2 separate regions of the Homo sapiens genome follow, and region 1 is linked to region 2. Evidence: chromatin contacts called from ENCODE Hi-C data. All regions are on one chromosome and are shown on one strand. The core of a region is the stretch at or near the end of the contact, and the rest is flanking DNA. Distances in the headings are between cores, read along the strand shown.

Region 1 (5,775 bases), core at 2,386-4,885, 1.3 Mb after region 2:
GTTCCACGTGAGAAGGAAACAAGAAAGAAGGGAGCCAGGGGAATCCTGCAAATTTTTAGGCAACCTCTTTATCTATTGGATTACTGACTTGAGGCAAACAAGGAACAGAGATATGAAGGGTTTGAAAGATTTCTCCAGTTGATTGGCAGAGAAGAGCTGGCTAGCAGGGAGGACGACCCTAGGAGGGTGAATTCTGCATTTCAGTGCACTGCAGGATGGCGTCGTCTCTGCCCTGGCTGTGCATTATTCTGTGGTGAGTAAGATCCTTTTTCCTGATTTTTCTTTTTATCTCAGAGGAAAGGAAAAGTATACATCCATTGGGTGACTCCTATATCAAATCATGAAAGAGGCCAGAAGTGGTGTTGCATGTATTTGTAACAGGGTGGAATAGAGTAGATTAGACAAAACCTCTTCTCTGAGCCTGGGAGTAAGGATCATTGACTGTCTACACACAGGCTAGAAAATGCCCTAGGGAAACTCGAAGTTGAAGGCAACTTCTACTCAGAAAACGTCAGTCGGATCCTGGACAACTTGCTTGAAGGCTATGACAATCGGCTGCGGCCGGGATTTGGAGGTAAGAAGCTGCATCTTTGCTACACAAACACCTGTAGTTTCCTTCCTCCGTTTCTGCCCTTTGAAGACCCAGAAGAGTCAGAAACTAGGTAGTGGGAAGGGGCAGGGTACGGGAGAGAGACCATGGGTATGTTCCCATCCAGTCTCTGCCTCATCCACCATTAGTAGCCTTGTTCAAGTTATCTGAACTCTCTAAGCCTCATTTCCTAAATTGTAGTGTGGGTATATGATCAATGTTTGCCTCATAGAGTGGTATGAGTGCAAAATGAGATTATTCATGTAAAACAGTTTTATTAGCACTTTCCCATTAAAGCCATCAATATACATTAGTTATTATCATTTTCGTTAGAACGAATCTAGCTTCTTTCATTCTTTAATGTTCTCCCAATTGACTAGAATAAATTCTAAATAAGGCCACTGACATGAGTTTTCAGAGTTGAGAGACCCAAGGATCCCCACTACTGGAATGCAATAGGACACATTGCAGATACTGGCTATGATAAGTAAGGGGTTTGGTGGTAGAGGGCTGAGATCAATCCCCTTAACATCAGTGGTGATAATTGTTTCATCCCTCTGGGCTAATTTCAGGTGCTGTCACTGAAGTCAAAACAGACATTTATGTGACCAGTTTTGGGCCCGTGTCAGATGTGGAGATGGTGAGTAAGTTCTAAGTGAGTTGGGTGTTTTCATTTCGGGGAGGAGAGTGGAGTCCCAAAACTAATGATAATGGGCATTGCCGCCAAGCTTGGCTCCAGATTCATGACACAATATTTGTATTCATGCTGGGAGGGCATGACCATTAGAATGGATTCCTGGCTTAATCTTCACATTTCACTAAGGGCTTGAACATTTTAAGCTGAGGGACTTTTTAAAATTATGTCCTCTCTTCCATCCACATGCTATGCACTAATTCTTCCCTCCAAAGAGAAGAGATTTTCCCCTTTCTTTGTGAAGCTCCAGCAAATTTATTGGAGGAAGAAAAAAAACACACAGATCTTATTCCATATAAAAGTTTATTGAGTATGTCTATAAAACCTAAAGCATAATTGTCTTTTGTGGCAACATCATTATCAGTATATTTTATTAAAACAGTAAAGAGGTCATTTGGAAAGGCTGATGCTCTCCACCTTTTACATTGAGGATGGACCAGTAGGTGTTCTGGGGACTCTGTTCCAGGTACAGATGGCTGTAGCATTCATAAGAGGGTATTTATAGTAAGTAGCAATGAAAACTTGAACTCATCTTTTAGAACAAAGTGTATCATGGTATTCTTTTACGGTTCTCAGGTGGCATTTCTCTCTAAAACGGAAGTGTAAATATGAATGCTGAAGTAAACATAACTGTCTTTAAAGAGGTTCACCATTAGATTTTATTAAGGAAATGTAATTCTAAAGAAACAGTTATTGGAGACTTTTTCATTTTCTGCTTTTTTAAGTTGGCAAGAAAAGAAGATGTAAAGAAAGGAAAAAGGAAGGAGTAAAGGAAGAAGAGAAAGGGATATGGAGGAAAAGAAAGAAGAAATAAAATTGAAAGAAAAGGAAAGAGGGAGGAAGGGCTTTATTCAAGAGATAATTATCTTACTATATAAGGAGAAAGAGGAGTTAGCAATATTCAGAATCCTGAATTATTTTAGTATCATATTTTTCATTCGTGTTCTAAGCCACTCCAAGTATAAACAACTACAACAATTTGCTATTGAATTGTTGAAGTCTGAGTATACTTAGTGTTCTATCTTATGCTTGTGTCTGTTTTTACAGTTTATTTGTGCAATAGGTCCCTATTATATCATGAGTCATTATTGTATGGATATATTGCTTGTCAAATTATATTTTTAAAATGTAATCACTGCTTGCCATAATACGTTTCATAAAGGAATTTATATAGTAGGCAAAGCAATTATTGGCAATACTTTGATATAATTACAAGTTGTTATTTGTTATTGACTTTTGCAATAGCTCTTATTATAATTCTTAAACATTTTAATGCTATTTCATAAAAGCCACAGATTAAGTCATAATTTTGATGATACATACTTAAATGATACCCTCTTTAGAATAGTCACGGTAACACTTGTTTATATGTTCCCTGAGAACAATATAAAATAATTTTGATGTGCAGCTATAGTGTGTTTATCAAGTAAGGTTTATCTATGTGTGGAATTTTACTGAATGGTACTCTGAAGCTCTGAAATACCTTTGAGGGTGAATGAGGTGCAAAGGGGAATAGTTAGTCTAACCGATGGTATAAAGGCCAGCCAGCACAAAGGCTAAACTAAATATTTCCATATTTTTTTTCTAGATTAAGAAGGACATATTGATAGATGGAAATATGGATGACTGGATAGATAAAGAGGAAGAATATTAAGGAAAGTCAAGGTGGAGGAGGGAAGTTTACATATCACAGCACTATCTTTTATAACAATGCAAACTTTCTGAGTTTGAGAACAATAATAACTAGCTAAAATTATAGCTTTGTGAGAAATTATTGCGATAAAAAGTTGCTTTATTGCTTAAGTTTTGAGATTGGGTGTATAGGCTAGTGAATAAACTATTCTTAGCAAACTATCTTTCCAGCCCACACAAATATTTTATTTTCTCTTAGGAGTATACGATGGATGTTTTTTTCCGCCAGACCTGGACTGATGAGAGGTTGAAGTTTGGGGGGCCAACTGAGATTCTGAGTCTGAATAATTTGATGGTCAGTAAAATCTGGACGCCTGACACCTTTTTCAGAAATGGTAAAAAGTCCATTGCTCACAACATGACAACTCCTAATAAACTCTTCAGAATAATGCAGAATGGAACCATTTTATACACCATGAGGTGAGGTTTCTCCAATTCTATTTCCCCTGCCTAAATGATATGTCCATAATACTAACTCAGAACCGTTGATTTCAATGTTTCTAGGCTTACCATCAATGCTGACTGTCCCATGAGGCTGGTTAACTTTCCTATGGATGGGCATGCTTGTCCACTCAAGTTTGGGAGCTGTAAGTTACAACAGGCTTCTGAGAGTCAAATAATACATCCAAAATATATAATTACTTGGTTTTAGTTGATACTGGAAATCAAGGAAGAAATAGAATCATGACACTATCAGTGTGATTCTAGGAATATACTTAATCATTCTGTCAATCTCATAAATTGAGGCTTTAGTCACCAAGATTAAAGAAAACATTAAATACAATCTATGTTTGTATTTCCTTTTTTATAGACAATGTGCACTTTGAAGGAAAAAAAGACAACTCGTCAAATTCACTGCTATATTTAATTTGTTTCAAATATTTAGATGCTTATCCCAAAAGTGAAATCATATATACGTGGAAAAAAGGACCACTTTACTCAGTAGAAGTCCCAGAAGAATCTTCAAGCCTTCTCCAGTATGATCTGATTGGACAAACAGTATCTAGTGAGACAATTAAATCTAACACAGGTAAGAATTTGACCAAAGGATGGAAATAATCCCTCAGGATGACTCCAGTGCACATTTTCAAAATATCTATTTCTTTTTCCTTCGCCTTAGCCATTCTCAGCTAAGCATGCTGTTTTGCAGTGATGAGTAGCTTTCCTTAAAACTGATTTTGCAACCAGGTGCATATAAAGATTTGTGTAATCTTGGAATAAGTAGTTTTTTTTATGTATATGATATAAAGAACCCTACTGAAAACAATAAGTTGATGTGTCTCTTCGCTCTATCATCTGCTGATCAAGTAGCTTTCTCATATACTGAAATGTACCTTTGCTTGTTTTCTTCCAGTCAATGTTAATTTAAAAGTTGTCAAGATTTATATTCAACTGCATTCTTTTTGCAGACTGTCAGCAGTAATAATACTGATGTATGTGTCTTCCAACAGGTGAATACGTTATAATGACAGTTTACTTCCACTTGCAAAGGAAGATGGGCTACTTCATGATACAGATATACACTCCTTGCATTATGACAGTCATTCTTTCCCAGGTGTCTTTCTGGATTAATAAGGAGTCCGTCCCAGCAAGAACTGTTTTTGGTATATGTCACATTTTGTACTTCACGTACATTCATCCTCCACCTTTCATTGCTTGTGTATTTTGAGTAAATATTTACACTGGTGCACTTTTTCAATCCACAAAGAAAATAGGTTCCTGTCTCATCCAGACATATGTATCATGCAAAATCACTGTCATTATATCACAAATTGTGTGATGAATCAAAAAAAATTTTGTCTCAGTGAGAATTATGGCTGGTTTCCTATGACTTTCATGTGTCCTATTTGCAGTGCTTTATCTTGATTTTCTTTGTCATAACTGAGGAAAAGCAGAAAGTTAAAAACTGCATGTAAATCCATGAAAGCAAAAGATTAAGGTATTGAACACAGTAATACATAGGTTGTATACCCCTTTTATTAGGTTGAACCATATAAAATTGTCATTTCGTCAATTTTTTATGATTCAACCTACATATTTAGTTCCACTTATAGATAGAATCACTACTAATTTTAATAAAACAAAATTAAATAATAAGAAAAAGAGCTTCAACTGGAAACATCAGTGACACATTCCAGTGTTTTTCCTGGGTTTAATGTTTATAAATTTAGTAGTCTCTAAGATAGACCTGAATTGAATAGAAATCATAAATCTTGATTTTTTAAATTTACTAAGTTAAAATAGATTTTTTGAAAATTACAAAAGAATGCCAACATAATGATGTTGACCATCAATATTATACATCTCCTAATAGTATAAATTCCCCAGGCCATAGTTCAAGAAGGAAAACTGCCAGCAAGTGAGTGATAAATTTTATCTTCTAATGAGTAAATATTATACCTTAAAATCTAGCTAGAAACACAAATTAGGTAACCTAATTTTATGCTAATATTTATACCATATTTATTTATTAACTATCATTTAATATGTTAGCTGGTAAAATTGGTCTGAAATTCAAGTTTTTTTTCTTTTTCTTTCCTTTTTTTTTTTTTTTTTTTTTTTTTGAGACGGAGTGTCCGTCTGTCGCACAGGCTGGAGTGCAGTGGCGGGATCTCGGCTCACTGCAGGCTCCGCCTCCCAGGTTCACGCCATTCTCCTGCCTCAGCCTCCGGAGTAGCTGGGACTACAGGCGCCCGCCACCAAGCCCGGCTAATTTTTTGTATTTTTAGTAGAGACGGGGTTTCACCGTGTTAGCCAGGATAGAATGGTCTCGATCTCCTGACCTCGTGATCCGCCCGCC
Region 2 (5,991 bases), core at 2,012-4,511:
TGAGGTAGATGGAAGACAAGCTCACTGGAGAATTGCCAAGGAATTCAGAGGACAGTAAGTTGGAAGGCATAGACAGAACAAAGGAGCAGTAGTAAAGAGAATGGCAGTGAGCTACGGACAAAATCTTTAAGGCGGGGTGGGGAGAAGGGAATGACACAGGTGTTTGCAATGAGATAAGCAATGGATGGGCCTATTTGATGATATAAGATTCCAAGCTGCAGTTTGAGGGTAGAGGGAGAGAGTGTGGTCTGGAGGCAACAGCGAGGATACAAGAGGACACTATCCCATCCCCCTACTGTCGTACTGGGGAATGGGGTGGAACAGGGGTCCCCTCTTCACTGATGCTGATGGGAAGGCCACATGAGGGTTGGTGACCAGGGAGGGATGGCAGCCAGGGGAGCCCCACTCTAGATGTGAAATATGATGTCTTTTAGGATACTGCTATTCATGACTCATTTACATATTTTAATAAAACACAATTGGGAGTATCACTTCTTGACACTGGGCTTCTTAGTCTAGGCGAAATTGAGTGAGAATTTTTAGAAAGTTCTTTTCCCTAGAAATGGAATAATAGGAATGAATAGTGATATGGTTTGGCTGTGTCCCTACCAGAATCTCATCTTGAATTGTAGTTCCCATAATCCCCACGTATGGTAGGAGGGGCCCGGTGGGAGGTAATTGAATCATGGGGGTGGTTACCTCCACGCTGTTCTCATGATAGTGAGTTCTCACAAGATCTGATGGTTTTATAAGGGGCTTTTCCCCACCTTCGCTCTGCACTTCTCCTTGCTGCCACCACGTGAAGAAGGATGTGTTTGCTTCCCCTTCCTTCATGATTGTAAATTTCCTGAGGTCTCCCCAGCCCTGCAGAACTGTGAGTCAATTAAACCTCTTTCGTTTATACATTAACCAGTTTTGGGTATTTCTCCATAGCAGTGTGAGAACAGACTAATACAAATAGTTTATGCTCCTTGGTCTTTATATAGAGGCATCTAGGATTAAAGCAGAGACCCTCTTTATTGCTTGAAGGATTCTGTTTTGGGACTCATCATTGCCCTGATGGCTGGCTGCATCCGGAACACAGAGGAAGAAAGAGTTGCCTTCAAGGACATGCCATTTCCAGGAAAAGAGCAAGAATGTAAAAAATAAAGAGGTTGAAATGAGTTTATGAAGTTACTAAGAACATTACAAGTGGAATGAACTCCCTGGAGATGTGACTCTCAGGAGGGCAGAGCCCTTTGTTCACTTGCCCTATGGACAGCATATTGTACATCAGTGCTTCCAAAAGGGTGCCTAGACATACCAGGGGTCCCCAAGACCTTTTAGGGGTACATGACATCAAATATATTTTAATAATAGTGCCAGGATGTTATTTGCCTTTTAAATTTCCATTCTTTCACAAGTGTACAGTGGAGTTTTCCAGAAGCTACTCCAAGTATGGTATTATAGCAGAGCAAATGAAGAAGTAGATGTGAGAAATCAGCTGTCTTAAGCCAGATAGTAGAGATTTTCAGAAATGTAAAACAATGTCATGTTAATTTTCTAAATGTGGGTGTTTTTTGGTTTAGGAAAATAGTTACTTTTTATAAAAATATATTAATTATGTTATAATTAATTGCTTTATTGTGATAATGTTTAAATAAATATATTTTAAATTCCTCAGCTTTAATTTCTAAAACTGTAAATATTGATAGGTATAATCCTTATAAACAAAAACTCTTTTTCATCCTTAATAATTTCTTTAAGAGTGTAAAGGAAGCCAGGCAAGGTGGCTTGCATCTATAATCCCAGTGCTTTGGGAGGCTGAAGTGGGAGGATTGCTTGAGCATAGTAAAACACCATCTCCACAAACAGCAACAACAAAACCCAGACTGTAAAGGAATCCTGAGACCAAACAGTTTGAGAACTGCATGTCTAGTGGATAAGCACCGAGGCTCTGGAGTTAGTATGCTTGGTTTGAAACCTGGCTTTGTGATCTTAGGCAAGTTACTTGACCAGAGACTTAATTTCCTTATCAGTAAACTAGGCTATGTCACAGTTATTGTGAGCAACAAATGAAATAATGCATTATTCATTATTTCATAAACGATCATTTCATGAATATTTCATCAAGTAATTTATTGAATACTGTATCTATGTATACAAAACCCTGTGGTTGCTGCTTTGAAGGATGTAAAATGACACAAGCCACAGCTCCCACTAGCAAGAGGTTTGCTGTCAAGGGTGAGATTTCTGGATTTGTAGTTAGCACCTTTGGGTTCAGTTCCCAGTTCCACCCTTGACCAGCTGATCTGACTTTCAGCATGCCACTTGCCGTTGGCTAAGGCCAGATCCTGAAGGCATCTTCGATGGTCCACAGAGCAGACAGTAAATTCCCACTTGCATCTTTGAAGCATCACTGCCTCCTGCCTCAGTTTAACAATTGGTTTTGTCCTTCCCTTTGAAAATGAACTGCACTACCTTTCCTCCCAAGCTAATGTAACCATGCCACTAGAGGGCACCTCCTGCCTTCTCAGTCAGTCGCAGCTTCCTCTAATTTGGAAATGATCTTTCAGCTGAGATGGGTGGTACGTTGGGGTTCGATGTCTTTAGGATTCCTCAGCTTGATGGATGTGGTAAGTTTTGTCCGAAAATCCTGATTGTTTTTTGCTTTTTCCTTTTTTCTTGTTTTTTTCTTTTACATCAGACCTCTTTTAATAAAACTGGGGTGGAGAGGTTGGTGGAAGGGAGGGCGCTGTTACCACCGCCACCTGACATTGATAAGTACTTACTGGCTGCCAGATCAGTGCTAAGTGCCTCACACGCATCGTCCTTTGGACTCTCAGAGAAACGCCATGGGGTGTGGGTATGCGTGAGCATTCATTATTGATGGTTGGAAACTTGGGCTCTGATTGGTTAAGTAACTTTTGCAACATCCAGCTAGAAGGCACACTTGGTACCACGAAGCGGTCTCCATAGAAGCTGGCCTCACCTGGCTGTTAAGTCAAGCAGGGAGCGGCGGGTCTTGCTGCTCTAGGACAGTAGTTCTCAGCCTTATCAGACATAAAAGCCCCTTTCTGTATGAAACATTTCGTAACACCTCCTGTACTACCCTGAAGTGATATCCACAGGCAGTGTGTGCCTATGCTTACATGTCCGCTTACATACAATGCAAAGGAAACCTTCTCCTTTTAGGAAAGTATGTCTTACAAGTATTAGGCTTGTCTATCTACACCAGAGGACAAAGGTGCCGGGCTAATTTCGAAACTGCCCACCAGGGGGCGGCATACCACATTCCCTGCTGCGATCAGCTCGCACAGACAGTCCCCCTCCGTGGTGGCTTTGGCTGTTTCCCCTTCAACTGGAATTGCCCCGTTAGACTCTTCCTGAGGTCCCCGGAGTGGCACAGGGGGTTGTGGTGGAGAGTGAAGCGAAGAAGTCACAGAGCGTGGAGCTGACCCTCATGTTAGTGTGATAGATTTCTAGTCACGTGTACCCACCATGAGTACAGTCAGATGCTTTAAAATTTTAGTTTCCTTACTGAGTGATTTGCTTACAAAGTGATTAGGAAGTAATATGTTTATTTTCATTGATACTGCTTTAAAAATTTTTTTATATTATAGTCAGTGAGCAGTATTCGTTTAATATTTTTCTTTAAATCAATTCAATTTTTCTTTAACATGAATACATATATTTAAACGGAAACTTTAATGTGTCAATGGAAAACTTGCATCATTTGACATAATCGGAGGGTAACCAAGACGAAAAGAAAAAAAGCAATGGTACTAAGTTCTTGCTGATACTGATGCGGTTTCCCACCAAGGATCCATTTTCTCTCTTAAAAGAGTTTCTTAAAGAAATATTTAAGGAAAGCTGTTAAAGATATATTAGCACTGAATTGAGATTATCCTTAAAGTAATCAGAGAGGCTAAAAGAGAAGTGAAAAGGGAATGGTTTTCTCATGATGTCGACCAACATTATTTTATTTTTATTTTTTAATTTCAATAGTTTTTGGGGAACAGGTGGTATTTGGTTACATGGATAAGCTCTTTAGTGGTGATTTCTGAGATTTCCGTGCGCCCATCACCAGAGCAGTGTACACTGTACCCAATGTCCCGTCTTTTGTCCCTCATCCCTCTCACCCTTTCCCCCGGAGTCCCTAAAGTCCATTATATCATTCTTATGCCTTTGCATCCTCATAGCTTAGCTCCCACTTAAAAGTGAGAACATACGATATTTGGTTTTCCATTCCTGAGTTACTTCACTTAGGATAATAGTTTCCAACTCCATCCGGGTTGCCGCGAATGCCATGATTTCATTCCTTTTTGTGGCTGAGTAGTATTCCACGGGGTATATATACCACGTTTTCTTTATCCACTCGTTGGTTGGTGGGCATTTAGGTTGGTTCCATATTTTTGTAATTGTGAATTGTGATGCTATAAACATGAGTGTGCGTGTGTCATTTTCATGTAATGACTTCTTTTCCTTTGGGTGGATACCCAGTAGTGGGATTGCTGGATCGAATAGCAGATCCAATTTTAAGATCAACACTATTTAAAGTTTTGTCTGTGTACCAGTAAAATCATCTCCTATATACCAGTGGACACAGTGTCTCCCCCTGTGGAGACAGTGGATGGCTTCCTGGGCTGGAGTCGAGGGACTGCTTGCTAGCTGTGTGTTCTGCACTGGTTGCTTGCCCTCCCTGAGCCTTGCTGTCCTCATCTATAAAATGAAGAGGTAGGAGGAGATAATCGCTGTAATTCTTTGGGATCTAATGGTCTAAGACTCTCTGAAGTACTGATTCTTATTGGAAGGAGATACAGTACTTAGCAGGACATCCTCCTTTTTGTGTGCCTACAGCCTTTGAAGGGGCACGGAAAGCTGCAGATTCTCCAAAATCCCAGCTGACACCCCCATCTCTTGAGAGGCAATTCAACCTCCAGGAAGAGCCAGCAGCTTAGACCCTGGAGTCCAAGAGACCTGGATTTAAATCATTGCTCTGCCTTCTACTAGTTTTGTAACTTTCAGCAGATCACTGAACCTCTTTGGCTTCAGCTCCCTTGTCTATAAATTAGGAACAATAATGCTATTTATCCTTATTTTGAAGATCAAATTATTATATGCATGGTAATTGCTTACCATAGTGTCTGGACCATAACTTAGCTGTTATTATGGTAATTCCTAAGGTTCTTCAAAAATGAAACAACTTTCCTGGAAGTAAGCCACTGGGGAAGTTATTTGGTTGCCCTGCCCCCAATATTTTAAACCCATGAGATGAAATGAATATCATGAGCACCCAAGAAAGGGAAGCCTTGTTTGAGAAAGGTGAGTGTGAATGTACAAGGCTGCCTACTCCCATGTGGCCTTGGGTGTGGTGTGAGAGACCAGCGTTATTTGTGTGGGACTTTACAAAATATTAAACTTTTTTTGGTTTTAAAGTACTAGTTGAGCAACTTGTGGCTTTCCAGCCCACAGGCTTCCTGAGTCTCTGCTTGGTCCCTATGTGCAGGTGCTTACAAGTTGTGGGGACAGGGAAGTGTGGGGGAAAAGTAGAGGGGTAGGGTTTACCCCTGGTGGCCCTTGATTGGCTCCATCACCACTGCAGGCCTGTTCTAACCTGGCCAGGGCTGGATGAGGTGGCTGGGGCAGTGGAATCCTGATGTTTAGAAAAGCTGCATTGCTCATGCTGGGAAACTCCTTCCTGTGAGGTCTTTGCTGCCAGTTCTGGGACATTCCTGACCAGATAGAATTCTCCTGATGGAGATATTTCATTGGGATGATAATATGAATGCTACCTAAAGCATGGAGAGTTTTGGTATTTGAGCTGTGGACCTAGATTTTCATCCTGACATGACCACTCATCAGCTCTGTGACCTTGGGAAAGATACTGAACACCTCTGGTTCTTTCTTTCCTTATCTGTAAAATGAAAGAGTACCATACCAGTGGTTGTGAGTGAGCATGTGTGTGTATGTGTGTGTGTGTGTGTGTATGTATGTGTGTGTGTGGTTGAT

What was found. A loop is a pair of places that touch in the nucleus more often than their neighbours do.
Region 1: a map of CD4-positive, alpha-beta memory T cell shows a loop between it and region 2 (21-fold over the local background). The contact joins the promoter of GABRA6-AS1 here to the enhancer-like site in region 2. A Hi-C loop is called at or near these places in 1 of 168 maps with a recorded cell type or tissue (CD4-positive, alpha-beta memory T cell).

Annotation. Positions count from the first base shown.
Region 1 is chr5:161,685,775-161,691,549 of GRCh38, forward strand. It overlaps GABRA6-AS1 (GABRA6 antisense RNA 1), which reads right to left and starts at 3,636. Exons shown (of 2, transcript NR_189170.1): 1 at 3,486-3,636; 2 at 1,568-1,872. It overlaps GABRA6 (gamma-aminobutyric acid type A receptor subunit alpha6), which reads left to right. Exons shown (of 9, transcript NM_000811.3): 1 at 1-253; 2 at 456-574; 3 at 1,162-1,229; 4 at 3,175-3,395; 5 at 3,480-3,562; 6 at 3,862-4,005; 7 at 4,427-4,579. The coding sequence starts at 216.
Region 2 is chr5:160,436,055-160,442,045 of GRCh38, forward strand. No RefSeq gene overlaps it. Among named protein-coding and RNA genes, the nearest start is that of PTTG1, 17 kb to the left of the region's middle. RefSeq lists an enhancer at 822-881 and a silencer at 2,827-2,886. Within about 2 kb of position 3,262, at least 23 of the 41 ENCODE cell types and tissues checked have a DNase peak (open chromatin) inside an H3K27ac peak, as active enhancers do.